2 separate regions of the Homo sapiens genome follow, and region 2 is linked to region 1. A link is a loop called in an ENCODE intact Hi-C map of the cell type or tissue named here. Cell type or tissue: PC-3. All regions are shown on one strand.

Region 1 (8,000 bases):
ATCTGGCTTAGTCATTTCACAATTCTAAACCAAGGAGCCTCTCTCTCCTATTGGAGTTTAGAAGTCATACTTTCTGCAGTTGCATAGTTGGGCATCAAATGAATCAGTTTCTAACATTTGAGAATGGAGTAGTAAAAAAATATTTCAGCAATAAGATCTAGATATCATTTAAGCATTACTTTCTCAAATGGAAGGGGAAAAAAGATCTTGATTGGTCTCAAGAAATGCACAAATCAGAGAATGGGCTGTTTTGAGACATTCTTACAAGGTCACCTACAGGAAAGCCCGGCCTACAGAGGATGCTGCTCTTTATTTATGGAACCAGTGAGCTGCTTGTGAAAGACTGGCTGGAAAAAAATAGAAAGCCTGGAAAAAAAAAAAAAAGGACAGAAAATGCTGTCTTCTTTTTGACTGGGAAGATCACAACTTTTAGCTTGCCCTCGTTTTGCCCTGGGACTGCCACATCTGCAGGTGAGACTTCCCAGAGTCTCATGTAAAACGATAGACAGATGGAAGTTCTAACCTTTAAAAAGGGTAGACCACATCTAAACAGTTGGGAATTTAATCAATTAAAAGATAAAGGAATTTACCCAGTGGTCTTTTCTCCTGAACAGGATGATCTTTTGCCTACAGGCATGCAAAAATTACTTTCTTTAGTTATTTTTAGGTCCAGTCTAAAAACAGAGAAGACATTGGCCAGAATGTCAGTTGACAGTTGTCTTCAATTAGTTCTGATACATAAGTGAGTTTTCAGAAAGGAAAAAAATAAAACTTCTATAGTATAGTTTCATTCGGAAACCTAAAAATACATTCCTAGCAATTTGGGTAGGAAAAGAAAGCTCTCTGCAATAAAACTGCATGTTTTGCAAAGTCCTTACCTTTTTGGTACTTTGAAAGCTTAAAAATTAAATCTGCTTTAAACAAAAATATTTCAGCTCATGTAACCTCTGTAAAAGGTGCTGTTGAGAAACGAATTAATAAAAATTAACTTTTCTAGAAAAATCTGTAAAGAAGAAAAAAGGCATGTGCAAGTGGTTAATGTAAGGCTTGTGTGTTTGAGTAAAAGTACTACTTAGGGCAAGCTGTCACCTAATAATGGTTATGCAGGGTAGGAGGGCCTCCACTGTTATACTTCTAATCCTCTTTTGTTTTGCTACTCAAATCAAAATATATACTTTTGATAATAGCCAATTGCTCTTTTACTAAGAGATAATCTCTACCTATAGAAATGTATTTTGAAAATACTTATTTTACACAGCAATTTTGTCCATTTAAACTAATCTTTTATCAATAAAACACTATTTAAATATTTTTAAAAATTAACAGATTAACAGTATGCAATGTTTTTCTATTTCTAACAAATACATTAAGCAGAGCATACTCATCTATCTCAAGTATGTTGAGTACTGTATCTTGAATTCCAAGCCTCTGGTGGACTTAAATAATTATTAACTATCGGGTGTTGGCATATCTACAGATATTTAAATAATGGTTAAGGTGATGAAGATGGAAACAGGTAGTTGAAAGAAATAACAGGCAGCGCCCAGTGACTAGCTGAGTCTGGAAAGACTCTTGAGAGTGGGTTAGATCTGTGGTAGGTGAAAATGCTGATATGGGAGGGGTCAGGGAAATGCTGGCTAGAGAAAGGCCTGGTCTCTGTCTAGGGTTCCAGCCCCAGGCTTGTGCCCATGGACCTTAGTGAGGACAGGCATTTCCGTTTTCCTGCCCAATGTTGCATTTCCCAAGACCACCCTGGCCCACCATGCCCCGATCCTGTGCCTATAAAACCCCCCGAGACCCTAGCGGGCACGCACACAAGCGGCTGGACTTCGACAGGAATGCACCAGTGTAAGAGCACACCGATAGATGCTGGCAGACCATCAACCAGTGGAATGAGGCGGAGTTTAGTGGGGGCAGTTGGAGGAGAGCCTGGGCTGCTGAGCGGCCCAACTCCGGGAGAAAACCACTTTCACACCCCATCTGCCTTCTGGCTCCCCCACCTGCTGAGAGCCACTTCCACTCAATAAAAGCTTGCACTCCTCCAAGCCCACGTGTGATCTGATTTTTCCAGTACACCAAGGCAAGAAACCCCTGGATACAGAAAGCCCTCTCTCCTAGTTCAATTAGGCAGGGGGCCTAATTGAACTGACTAACACAAGCTGTCTACAGATGGATAAACTACAGATGGAACATACTATAACACATGCCCACTGGGGCTTCAGCTGTAAACATTCACCCCTAGATGCTGCCGTGGGGTCGGAGCCCCACAGCCTGCCTGTTTGCATGCTCCCTAGAAGTTTGAATGGTGGGGCACTGAAGAAGCGAGCCACACCCCCATAACATGACCTGCGAGGGGGACAAGGGAACTTTTCCCGTTTCAATACTACATTTTAAACACTACTAAGAAGAGATCCTATCTGTTCATCTACTACTCCACGTCTAGTACCTAGCACAGTACTTTGCACATGGTGAGCATAAGATAAACATTTGTTTAATGGATAAATAAATGAATGACTGGAGTGGAGTCATTTTATTTTGATATCATGAAATTCCCTAAAGTCTCCATGGTAAGCATTGGGCTGCCAGAGGTCATTGTTCCTCTCAGGGTGTCATGATAACAGAGGAACAGCTCTGGAAATGTTGTTCCCCAGGACTCAAATAATATTTTTTTAAATGTATTTTTCTGTCACCTCCTAGTTTATTTTAATCTATATATCAAGAAGTCTAGAATTTTTGGAAAGTCTTTCCTACTATAGATTTGGTAACAAATTCTGTTGTTTCTACCCCTTAACTACTTCTTAAGTATGTTTCTTTTTTACCATTTTTATTCCTGATCTGTAACATGTGATCAATAAATGCATTTTGAATCAAAGAATGAATGGATTAGAAAGCTCATCCAACCCACGACCTGCAGGCCACATGCAGCCCAAGATGACTTTGAATGTGGCCCAACACAAATTCGTAAACTTTCTTAAATCATTATGGGTTCTGTTTTGCAATTTTTTTTTAGCTCATCAGCTATCATTAATGTTAGTGTATTTTATGTGTGGCCCACGACAATTCTTCTTCCAATGTGTCCCAGGGAAGGCAAAACATTGGATTCCCCTCAGTTAGAGAATATCATGACCCTAATTCAAGCATTCACTGAAAGGCTTGATGAAGGAAGGTAGCCTTGCATAAATACATTTTCCTACTTTATAGTTTTGTTCTTTGTGTACTGAAAATCAAGGTGGAAGAGGAAATTTTCCTAGTTATTTTTTTGTCCTCTCCAACTCCCTTACATGCCTGGTTTGATATTCCTATTTGTATGTCTTAGGGCGACCTCAAATTTAACTTTTAGGGCAAATTTACCATCTTCCCTCCTATTTCTGTTCTTTTCTGATTCCCTTATGTATGTTAGTACATAATTTTTTAGGCACTACACCTCTAAAATTGGAAGCCACATTTGATCACAGTCCCCAGTGGAATCAGTTGCCAGAATTTCTTAATACACTTATGACACCATTTCTTCCTTTCTGTTCCAACTGCTTTCACCCAGGCCTATGTTTCAAGCCTAGATAATTGAAAAATTCATAATTGAACTCTCTGCCTCTCAAAATTAGACATGTTTACCTGGGCTGCAACTATGGGGCGACTTCAGTAATCACAAGCCTTTTAGCATTCATTTGTCTTTGGCATTTAAGGTTATTTAAAATTTGATGTAGCAGTTTTTTTCTCTGTCTTCAGTTACTGCCCCAAAGGAAACTTTTGCCCCATTCAAACTTGACCATGGACACTTTGACATCAGGCCCAAGACTACCCTTTCTCAGGAATAATATTCCACTCTCATACTGCCACCTGTTTAAACAACTGAGTTTGGCTACTTGTAGGTACATTATGAAAAATAAAAGTAAATACTCTAACTGCAAATGCAGCCTGAATTTATTGTAACACAATTTGAGCAGGAAGAAAGTAACAAGGGAAATGACTAATACTTGAATAATTTGCTGCATATACAAATAGCACAATAATTGGCTCTGAGACTGGGGGAAAAAGATCATAAAAATCTTTTGCAACACTCCCAATTATGCCCCAAATTGAAAACTAAGAGTTTATGGCTGATAAAAAGAAGTGTAATTCAACAATTCTGTCTTTCGTGGATAATGGATGGGAGAGGGAGTCAAACTCTGCACATATCAGCTTTCTGGTGTGTGATAAAGGACATTATAAATGTATTTACTGAATTGCAACCTATTCTGTTATTTATAAAGAAAAAATGTCTGATTCATCTCTTATTTGCAATGAAAATACAGCAAAACTATTTTAAAGAGTCCTATCAGGAAGATCTGAGTGTGTATTCCCTGAATGTTTGGAATCGAGTCTTTTAGAACTCATCATAGTTTTTCCTACCACAACCAGAAACTACTTTAGGGAAAGAATAGTTTCAGAGGAAAGTCTTATTTTTCCATAATTGTGGGTTACAGTTATAAATAAACTGTGTCTACATGGAGGATCACATTAAACTAGGAAAGTATTATATTATGCACAGAGCTAAACTAGTGCATTTGGACTATATTCTATTTGTGTTCATTTCAGTGACAAATGCAGAGCATTTTCCCTCTGCTGACCCAATGCCAGTTTCAAATTCAATTAAATTTATTAATGAAAAATCAAAATTAACTGTGAGTTATTTTTGCAAGTATTTCAATTAATATCAAATTCAAAAGCTAGACTAAATGGGGATTATTTAACGTGTTCTGAGATGAAATCATACATTGCCAGTAGTAGAAAAGGGGGTATAATCAGGTGGTAAAAATACATTAGGGTTTAAAAAAGTTTTAAAAAGTATTGTCATAATTATAGCAGCTTTACAACATAGAATATTTAAAATTAAACAATAGCCAACAAAAAAGTCGAATATTTAGCAAGCACATAGGAATTTGACAAGGAAGTTTTGATTTCTAAAATACACGTTTTGGTCTGATCCATTTAAAAGTTAATGTTTTGAGTTATAACGTTTGATGATGTGAGAAATAACTTCAACTGAAAAGAAGAAACAATAATAGGCTAATGCAGTTTCTCATTTTAGCACTTCCTTTTATGGAGTTAAATATCTATAATGGGTATACTTTTGCTATCATGAAGTCAATAAGTTATTTTCACTGTATTTTGTAAATGTCATCTAAGTTACAGGGTTTTGGAACAGGCATTTGAGGAACTGAGTTAGATAGGCTCTATTAGGGGAACACTAACCTAAAAATGTGACATGTCCATTTGAGAAATATGGATGTTGAGGTAAACTCATTGGCAGGTTTGGGGACAAAGCGCAGTCATGCCAGTGGAGCCTGGCATCTGAAGAGAAACCTGCTAGGGGCCGCTTGGTAGCCTTGACAGAGAACAGGTTAATAACAGGGAAAGGCATGGAGGGATGAGCATCATACTGAGCAGCCTAAAAGCAAGAAATTCGCAAAGGTGGACTCAGACAGCTTTGTGATCAACATCAAAGAGGTTTGATAGCAGAGATAGCCCCATCTATATCCTATGGTGTGCAACAACACCATAGTTCAGAGATCTGTAAACATTTTTTGAATGCATGCCACTAACAATAAAACAAAAACAAGCATTCACATTCAATATGTATATATTTGTTTATGTAATATAAATATTAATGATAGGAATTAGTTAATATCCAATGGCACAATGTATAATAAAGTAGGAGTTCATCATTAAAAATAGTCAATCCACATTTTAGGTAGTCTTGATGGTTTGTTTTTGCAAATTTTTTGTTAGATATGATGAAATCATTATTTCATCTTTGATATGTAGCTTAGGAAGAGCCTGTATTTGTCTTTGCCATTTTCTTGGTTTTCTCTGATGCTTTATGAATATTACTTTCAATTCTTGGTTCATTTGGATTTAAATTCCTTTTTGTAATGGTTACTTTGAACCAAATAATGTAATCTGTAAGTTCATTTAACTGTCCACATGCAAACTTCATTTTTGAAATATGCAACTTTTATTTTAAGTTCAGGGGTACATGTGCGGGATGTGCAGGTTTATTACATAAGGTAAACAAATGTGTGCCGTGGTGGTTTGCTGCACACATCATCCCATCACTTAGGTATTAAGCCCAGCATCCGTTAGCTATTCTTCCTGATCCTCTCCCTCCTCCCACCTCTTGCCCTCTAACAGGCCCCAGTGTGTGCTGTTCCCCCCACCATGTGTCCATGTGTTCTTATCATTTAGCTCCCAATTATAAGTGAGAACATGCGGTATTTGGTTTTTTGTTCCTTCATTAGTTTGCTGAGGATAATGGCTTCCAGCTCCATCCATGTCCCTGCAAAGGACATGATCTTGTTTCTTTGTATAGCTGCGTAGTAATCCATGGTGTATATGTAACACATTTTCTTTATCCAGTCTATCATTGATGGGGATTTAGGTTGATTCCGTATCTTTGCTATTGTGAATAGTGCTGCAGTGAACATACAAATGCATGTGTCTTCATAATAGAATGATTTATGTTCCTTTGGGCATATACCTGGTAATGGGATTGCTGGGTTGAATGGTATTTCTGCTTCTAGGTCTTTGAGGAATCACCACACTGCCTTCCACTGGTTTAACTAATTTACACTCCCACCCACAGTGTAAAAACATTCCTTTTTCTCCACAACCTCGCCAGCATCTATTATTTTTTGACTTTTTAATAACAGCCATTCTGGCTGGTGTGAAATAGTATTTCATTGTGGCTTTGATTTGCATTTCTCTAATGATCAGTGATGACCTTTTTGTTTTTCATATGTTTGTTGGCTGCATGTATGTTTCTTTTGAGAAGTGTCTGTTCATATCCTTTGCCTTCTTTTTAATGAGACTAAGGTGTGTGCCACCATGCCCAGCTAATTTTTTGTATTTTTAGTAGAGATGGGGTTTCACCGTGTTAGCCAGGATGGTCTCAATCTCCTGACCTCATGATCTGCCTGCCTCAGCCTCCCAAAATGCTGGGATTACAGGCGTAAGTCACCATGCTGGGCCACTTTATTTCCTTCTTTTGCCTGATTGCCCTGGCCAGAAATTCTAATACTATGTTGAATAGGAATGTTGAGAAAGGACAACCTTGTCTTGTGCCAGTTGTCAAGGTGCTTTCAGCTTTTGCCTATTCAGCATTATATTGACTGTCAGTTTGTCATAGATGGCTCTTATTATTTTGAGGTATATTCCTTCAATACCTAGTTTATTAAGAGCCTTTAACATGAAGGGATGTTGAATTTTATCAGAGGCTTTTTCTGCATCTATTGAGATAATCATGTGGTTTTGCCTTTAGTTCTGTTTATGTGATGCATTGCGTTTATTGATTTGTATATGTTGAATCAACCTTACATCCCAGGGATATGCCTGCTTGATCATGGTGGATAAGCTTTTTGATGTGCTGCTGGATTCGGTTTGACAGTATTTTGTTGAGGATTTTTGCATGGGTGTTCATCAAGGATATTGGCCTGAAGTTTTCTTTTTTGTGTGTGTGTTTCTGCCACGTTTTGGCATCAGGATGATGCTGGCCTCATAGAATGAATTAGGGAGGAGTCCTTCCTTTTCAGTTTTTAAAAATAGTTTTAGTAGGAATCATACCAGCAATTATTTTGACCTCTGGTAGAATTCAGCTGTGAATCTGTCTGGTCTGGGGCTTTTCTTTGCCTGGTAGACTATTTATTAATGCCTCAATTTCAGAACTCATTACTGGTCTATTCAGGGTCTCAGTGTCTTCCTGGTTCCATCTTGGGAGGGTATACGTGCCCAGGAATGTTTCCATTTCTAGATTTTTTGTTTACATATATAGAGGTATTTATAGTATGCTCTGATGGTTGGTTGTATGGGGTCAGTGGTAATATTCTTTGAGGATCTTTGAGGTGCTGACATTTGAATGGGGTTTTGTGAGGTCTTTTTGTTGATGTTGTTGTTGTTGCTTTCTGTTTGTTTGTTTTTCTTTTAACAGTCAGGTTAATCTTCTGTAGGGCTGCTGCAGTTTGCTG
Region 2 (8,000 bases), 67 kb before region 1:
TGGACAGATGGATGACAGCCTTGGTGCCAGAAAGAACTTGGAGCAAGGAACTGAAAGGTGATCTGAATGGCTGGAGTATCTCTGAGTGATTCATGACATATGAGGTACAATGTTAGGAAGATTATTTTCTTCATGATAACAGTAGCAGAAAGCTATAGAAGGGTGTTAAGCTTGAGAACAATCTAATTGTATTAACATTTTTTTAATTGTTATACTTTAAGTTTTAGGGTACATGTGCACAATGTGCAGGTTAGTTACATATGTATACATGTGCCATGCTGTTGTGCTGCACTCATTAACTCGTCATCTACATTAGGTATATCTCCTAATGCTATCCCTCCCCCCTCCCCCCACCCCACAACAGTCCCTAGAGTGTGATGTTCCCCTTCCTGTGTCCATGTGTTCTCATTGTTCAATTCCCACCTATGAGTGAGAATATGCGGTGTTTGGTTTTTTGTTCTTGTGATAGTTTACTGAGAATGATGATTTCCAATTTCATCTATGTCCCTACAAAGGACATGAACTCATCATTTTTTATGGCTGCATAGTATTCCATGGTGTATATGGGCCACATTTTCTTAATCCAGTCTATCATTGTTGGACATTTGGGTTGGTTCCAAGTCTTTGCTATTGTGAATAGTGCCGCAGTAAACATACGTGTGCATGTGTCTTTATAGCAGCATGATTTATAGTCCTTTGGGTATATAGCCAGTAATGGGATGGCTGGGTCAAATGGTATTTCTAGTTCTAGATCCCTGAGGAATCGCCACACTGACTTCCACAATGGTTGAACTAGTTTACAGTCCCACCAACAGTGTAAAAGTGTTCCTGTTTCTCCACATCCTCTCCAGCACCTGTTGTTTCCTGACTTTTTAATGATTGCCATTCTAACTGGTGTGAGATGGTATCTCATTGTGGTTTTGATTTGCATTTCTCTGATGGCCAGTGATGGTGAGCATTTTTTCATGTGTCTGTTGGCTGCATAAACGTCTTCTTTTGAGGAGTGTCTGTTCATGTCCTTTGCCCACTTTTTGATGGGGTTGTTTGTTTTTTTCTTGTAAATTTGTTTGAGTTCATTGTAGATTCTGGATATTAGCCCTTTGTCAGATGAGTAGGTTGTGAAAATTTTCTCCCATTTTGTAGGTTGCCTGTTCACTGTGATGGTAGTTTCTTTTGCTGTGCAGAAGCTCTTTAGTTTAATTAGATCCCATTTGTCAATTTTGTCTTTTGTTGCCATTGCTTTTGGTGTTTTAGACATGAAGTCCTTGCCCATGCCTATGTCCTGAATGGTAATGCCTAGGTTTTCTTCTACAGTTTTTATGGTTTTAGGTCTAACATTTAAGTCTTTAATCCATCATGAATTAATTTTTGTATAAGGTGTAAGGAAGGGATCCAGTTTCAGCATTCTACATATGGCTAGCCAGTTTTCCCAGCACCATTTATTAACTAGGGAATCCTTTCCCCATTGCTTATTTTTCTCAGGTTTGTCAAAGATCAGATAGTTGTAGATATGTGGTGTTATTTCTGAGGGCTCTGTTCTGTTCCATTGATCTATGTCTCTGTTTTGGTACCAGTACCATGCTATTTTGGTTACTGTAGCCTTGTAGTATAGTTTGAAGTCAGGTAGCGTGATGCCTCCAGCTTTGTTCTTTTGGCTTAGGATTGACTTGGCGATGCAGGCTCTTTTTTGGTTCCATATGAACTTCAAAGTAGTTTTTTCCAATTCTGTGAGGAAAGTCATTGGTAGCTTGATGGGGATGGCATTGAATCTATAAATTACCTTGGGCAGTATGGCCATTTTCACAATATTGATTCTTCCTACCCATGAGCATGGAATGTTCTTCCATTTGTTTGTATCCTCTTTTATTTCATTGAGCAGTGGTTTGTAGTTCTCCTTGAAGAGGACCTTCAAAGGATCATTTTAAGTGGGAGGAACTGTCAGGAGATTGTTGAAAAGTCCACTAAGAGATGAAGGTGGCCAAGTTAGGTCAGTAATGGAGATGGAGAGAAGTAGACAGACTGAAGAAAGATTTTGGGTTGGAATAAGGGATTGGCATAAACCTAGAAGGATTTTGGGGGTACAGGGTTCAGGGAGAGGGAGAAGTGTAGTTAAGGATAAATTTCAGAGTTATGCCTGAAATTACTAGTGTTAGTTACTAAGAGGCAAAGGTGTTTGCAATGGGGTTGGATAGGAAGAAAGGGAAGAAAATAAATTCAGCTTTTAGTGCATCAAGATTGTGATTCACATAGGATATTAAAGAGAATTTTCAGTAAGCACTTGTCTAAACTCCTGGGGAGAATTTGGGCTGGATACATATTCCCTCCCCCAACCCCTCCCCCACACTTGAGATTTGTTTGCATGTAAATAAATTATGGAAATTCAGAGCAAGGCATACTTTGTGTTTATCCATATTCTAGGTGAAACAAACCTATCTTAGCTTTCATGCTGACAGGTCTGCTAATTTCCTTATCTCTTTCTCGTTGATGACAAACATAATCTCAGTTCATGCTCAGTGATCTGAAATAAACTGTGAATAAAAATGTTTTGGTATGTTCGCAGGGACAAACAAGTTGTGGGTTTTAAACACACAGTAACAATCTGATCAATGGCTAGCAAAGTAGCAAAGTCATTTTATCATAATAAAAAGTATCTCTGCTTCTTCAGGTGTTGATGTCTTCTAATCAAGCTACTGCAATGAAGATATTTACTGAATTGCAGCAGCTTCTCAGAGAAGTAAAATAAAGATTTATTAGGTAACAAATTTGTCAACATATGATCATGGCAGCTGTTCAACATAGACCTCCCACTTTAAGTTCATGTTATTGGGAGACTGCCAAGCATCTGTAAAAGGAAAGAAACAGTGCTCCTGAATCCTATCCTTACACACACAGTGTATCCTGATTGTTCCATGCGATTTGCAGCTCTCTAGCTTCCAATCTGGTCTAGCTCCTGTATTTTCAAGTGACTCCATTTAACTGCTCCTGTAGCTCTTCATTTATTGCATGATGCTGTAGAAATAGTATAAACAGATCTGAGTTTGGGCAAGTCAGCTTCCTTATCTGGAAGATGGAGATAGTATTCTCCTTGAGCATGTGTTGTGAGCTGAATAAAATAGGGTAAAGTGCTGTGTGTAAAATGTGTGTGTTGTATTTTATAGGCACTTAGCAAATATTTACATGCACTTGTGACTACCGCCCTTAAAACTGTTTTCTTGGAATTACGTTCTGTGAGCTGCTTCTATGAGAAACACAGACAGAAATATGTATAGGTATTCTAGCCTGTTCCCTCTCCCTTCTCAGAAAGGAGCTAGGCGCCAAGAAAAAAAAAAATGCTGTTACAGGTTTAGAAGGATCACCAAATCTAATATCTTTAAAAAGCCATCCACTAACATTTTTGTATGATTAACTCATTCCCCGTTGATGCAGAAAGACCTGAACAGAATAAATAGCTTGTATGCATATATAATTGTTGTATTTTTCACAGTGAATTTAATGTGCCTCAATGTCAATAGTAACCAGATTTTTCAGTTGAAAATTGGAAAAACTATCAGGGTGACCCCAGAGCTTAGATTACATGGCATTTACTGTCTTTGACATGAAGAGATTAATAGAGAGCTTATTCTACTTCATCAATATAGATGATAATCTGAAAAACCATCCTGTTTTATGAATAATTTTGTGTCAATTGCTTCTAAATTAGATCTATGTTCCCCTGTGAATTCTTAATTACTATCTTTGCTCCCATCTAATTTAAATTTAACATTTTTGTTTTCTTTGCACAAATTCTATTTTTGTAGAGCTCTGAAATGCACTTTTTAAAAGGATGTTTTTCAATGAGTCCAGATGGTACCAATAATTATTTATTATCTTTAGCTTCCACCATTATCTGTCATCCAATCTGTGATATTATAAATCATGTTCAGTGCTCAGAGCTGCTGTAGCAATTCACTGGAAAAACGCTTGTGTAATAAGTTCAGAGGAATCCAACATATTATCGAGGTAGAACTACTTTCAAAGCTTTAATTAAAAGTCTGATGACTATACTAGCTTCGTATTAGCGTTTTATGAGTAGTTGCTTATGACTGTAATCCTTTTTGCTCGTCTCTAATTCACTGAATACCCAACTATAGTTCCATAGAACTTGTCACAGAGTGAACTGAAGTTTTACCTGTCACCAGTGTGAAACTAGGAAAAGTTAACAGCAGAAGTAATTTGCCGATTTAATAAATAAGACCCTTCAGTTAATTTTTACTTGGAGGGGATTAGAAAGCTCTTTCTGCTGGGGGTGGGGGTGACTCACTAGATCATGGTATTCAAGGGAAGACATGACTGCTTTGTTTTTATTGTTTACTCCAGGACCAAACCCATGTAAATGCTCAGTACATGCAATTTATTTTCAGTCCCTGGAATGATCTTCAAACCCTTGCGTGCCAGTTAAAGCGTACTTACCCAGACTATTCCTTTCAAACAGAATTAATCTTGCTATTTGAGTGTTCCCTTACCATTTTGTGATGATCTGTGATATAATACTTGTTGCATTTTTTACGATTTGTTTTCATTTATCTCTTTAAATGGTGATCACATTGAGGACAAAGCCAAGATTTTTCTCACAAATCCTCATGTCAATAGTATCTAACAGAGTAGATTGCATATATCATGGGCTCAACAAACATCTTTTGAATTAATTACTAATCAATGTTTCTGAGAGCAGTTGATATGTATGTGTGTGCATCAGCCATAACTTGCTGTATTATTAGGACATAGCATTTTGGTGGTCAACTAAAACTATTTTTCTTTTCTTCCTTTTTAATTTTTTTCTCTTCTTTCTCCATTACAAATTGCTATTAAATTTGCTTCCGCTAAAATGCAGGATATAATTAATTTAAAAAATACAAATGCAGGACTTTATATTGGGTCTTGCTATTATACATTTATTTTGCTGAATGTTTCAGCCTATCAAAATATTAAAAAATAAAATCCATCAAAATTACTTTTGAATGTTTGATTTAAAAAATATTCTATGTATTTACCCAAATTGTTCAGAAGCTCCTCAATTATGAAAGCAAAAACCAAGCCACTGGAGACTTCTCTTTAGTTCTAAACAAATTTATTAATCAACTCATTGATTATATTAAGTTATCTAACTATGAATAAGCTTAATTGTACTATATCCAGCTCAATTTCTATATGCTCCCCACAAGGATTTCATAAAAAAAAACTAAAACCTTCTTAAAATTAATTTTATATTACAGAGTGCCAATGTCTAGTATCTCAATAGAAAACATTAAGTGACAGCAATGGAAATAGTGGCATAAGAACTTTCAAAAAATTCTCTTATAAAAAGCAATGAGAACACTAGAAAAAGTTAACAAAAATCAGTGTTTTAAGAAACCAAGGCTTATAATAATTTGTGAACATTTATTCAAGAAAAATGGGCTGGGTGGAGTGGCTCATGCCTGTAATCCCAGCACTTTGGGAGGCTGAAGCAGGTGGATCACTTGAGCTTGGGAGTTTGAGACCAGCCTGACCAACATGGTGAAACCCTGTCTCTACTAAAAATAGAAAAATTAGCCAGGGGTGGTGGTGGGTGCCTGTAATCCCAGCTACTCAGAAGGCTGAAGCAGGAGAATCAGAAGAATTGCTTGAACCTGGGAGGCAGAGGTTGCAGTGAGCCGAGATTGTGCCACTGTACTCCAGCCTGGGTGACAAAGCCAGGTTCCATCTCAAAAAAAAAAACAAAAGAAAAAAGAAAAAAGACTTATTCTCAATAAAAACATTAAGTTTTGTGATGTTTCAACTTACCCTATCCCCATCTTCCTCTTCCCATTTGTGGTAGCCTTGAAAATCAACAGCCTTGTAATTATCTTGAAAACCAGCAGTCTAGCAGCCACTGGAGAATGTATTTGGGGTTGGAATTCCTACAAAGCCCCATTCTTAACTGTTATTATTTGACCTGTCTGGCAATTCCTTGGAAAATCCTACTCCCAATGCTTGTCTGTATTTGACCTGTGTTACAACTCTTTCAGTATAAACACACTTTTGCCCAGGGATATTTGTTGAAATAATCTGTGGCAGTTGCTCGAGGTAGTGAAAGGATGAGTTGACCAAACCACTTTTAAAAAAGCTTATTGGACCCACCTATTAAAGCTTTGGAAAGATCTGACATTTTCCTGGGAATCTAGAAGGGCCCTCACATGCAGAGACATGTTTTTGCATAGGGCTATGTGCATACTCAAGAAAGACCCAAGAGGGCCTTAAACTCTCCACAAGTAAGAAGTAAAAGCTCTATATGTGCCACATTTTCTCATACTATGCAGCCATAAAAAAGAATGAGTTCATGTCCTTTGCAGGGACACAGATGAAGCTGGAAACCATCGTTTTCAGCAAACTAACCCAGGAATAGAAAACCAAACACCGCATGTTCTCACTCATAAGTGGGAGATGAACAATGAGAACATATGGGCACAGGGAGGGGAACATCACACATTGAGGCCTGTTGGGGGTCAAGAGGAGGGATAGCATTAGGAGAAATACCTAATGTAGACGACAAGTTGATGGGTGCAGCAAACCACTATAGCACGTGTATATGTGTGTAACAAACCTGCATGTTCTGCACATGTATCCCAGAACTAAAGTATAATTTAAAGAAAAAAAAGATAGTGTAGCCCTGCAGTTTACAATTAAGTGCTGGCCACATTATTAACTTGTGCCCAAACCAGAGTAAAGACCCCTGAGGCAAAAAAAAAAAAAAAAAAGGTAAAACCTGACTGGTCATGGTGGCTTATGGTTATAATCCCAGCACTTTGGGAGGTTGAGGCTGGCGGATCACCTGAGGTCAGGAGTTCGAGACCAGCCTGGCCAACATGGTGAAACCATGTCTCTACTAAAAATACAAAAAAAATGAGCCGGGCATGGTGGCACACACCTGTAATCCCAGCTACTTGGGAGGCTAAGGCAGGAGAATCACTTGAACACGTGAGGCAGAGGTTGCAGTAAGCTGAGATCACGCCACTGCACTCCAGCCTGGGTGACAGAGCGAGACAAAAAAGCTAAGGCAGAGTGTTAAACTGCTGGACTTGAGTGTTGAAGCCATGCCCCACCGGATACACAGAGAGCCTTTTGGTAAAAGCTGGGAGCTTATTGGTTACAGGCATTTAAAGAAATTTACGTTCAGTCAGTATTTGACCAGTAAGCTGAGCAGAAACTTCGATAGCCCCACGGTACAAAGAACATAGACTTCAGAAACATAGTTCAGGAAAGTCAGTAAACAAACAGCAGCAGCAGCAACAATAACATGAACAAATAGCATTAAACACATATATTTAGACAGAAGAAAATTCTCGAAGCAATTTTGTAAACTTCCACCTTAAGAACTTAGAAAAAAACAGATAAAGACATCATAAGAAAACTACCGACCAATGTCAGTTGTGAATATAGATTCACAAATCCTCAACAAAATACTAGCAAACTGAATCCAGCAACATACCAAAAGGATATCCACTGTGATAGGAGACGAGTAGCTCGCTAAAGATGTCTACATTTGAATCCCTGGAACCTTTAAATATTTTAGGCTACCTGGTAAAGGGCAATTAAGGTTGCAAATGGAATTAATGCTGCTAATTGAAAAAACAACAACAGCAAAAACCACACGCCTTAAAACCTTAAACAGTAAGGGTAGCTTGGATTATCCAGGTGAGCCTAATGTAATCACACAGGGACAGGAGTAAACAAGTGGAGGAATAAAGTGGAGGATCACGAGGGAAAGAGATCTCAAATGGCAGGACGTTGAAGCCTGTAGTGATTGTGAAGAGAAGACTTCTGCAATTTTTCCATGGTGGGAATCTGTCTAGTATCACGGATGTGTGAGAAGAGCTGGAAGAGTTTTGTGCCTTACGTGCTGTGATGTGCATGCCTCCCGTGCTCAAGCTCTCAGTCAACTCTATTATCTATGCAGTTTTCAGACTGTAATACTTTGGAGATTAAAGGAACCAATGTATGAG

What was found. Hi-C counts contacts between places; a loop is a spot of excess contacts. Peaks named below come from ENCODE experiments on the same cell type or tissue, not always from the same donor. Only the 100,000 strongest peaks of a DNase experiment are listed, where the experiment ranks them.
Region 2: a loop joins it to region 1, with 3 times the contacts of the local background. A loop is called at or near these places in 1 of 110 quality-filtered maps.

The regions. Positions count from the first base shown.
Region 1 is chr11:96,744,873-96,752,872 of GRCh38, forward strand. No RefSeq gene overlaps it. Among named protein-coding and RNA genes, the nearest start is that of LINC02737, 240 kb to the left of the region's middle. In PC-3, no CTCF peak of the experiment used is centred here; a DNase peak (open chromatin) is centred at 3,959; H3K4me3 peaks cover 961 bases; H3K27ac peaks cover 2,023 bases.
Region 2 is chr11:96,677,583-96,685,582 of GRCh38, forward strand. No RefSeq gene overlaps it. Among named protein-coding and RNA genes, the nearest start is that of LINC02737, 170 kb to the left of the region's middle. In PC-3, no CTCF peak of the experiment used is centred here; no DNase peak of the experiment used is centred here; H3K27me3 peaks cover 1,066 bases.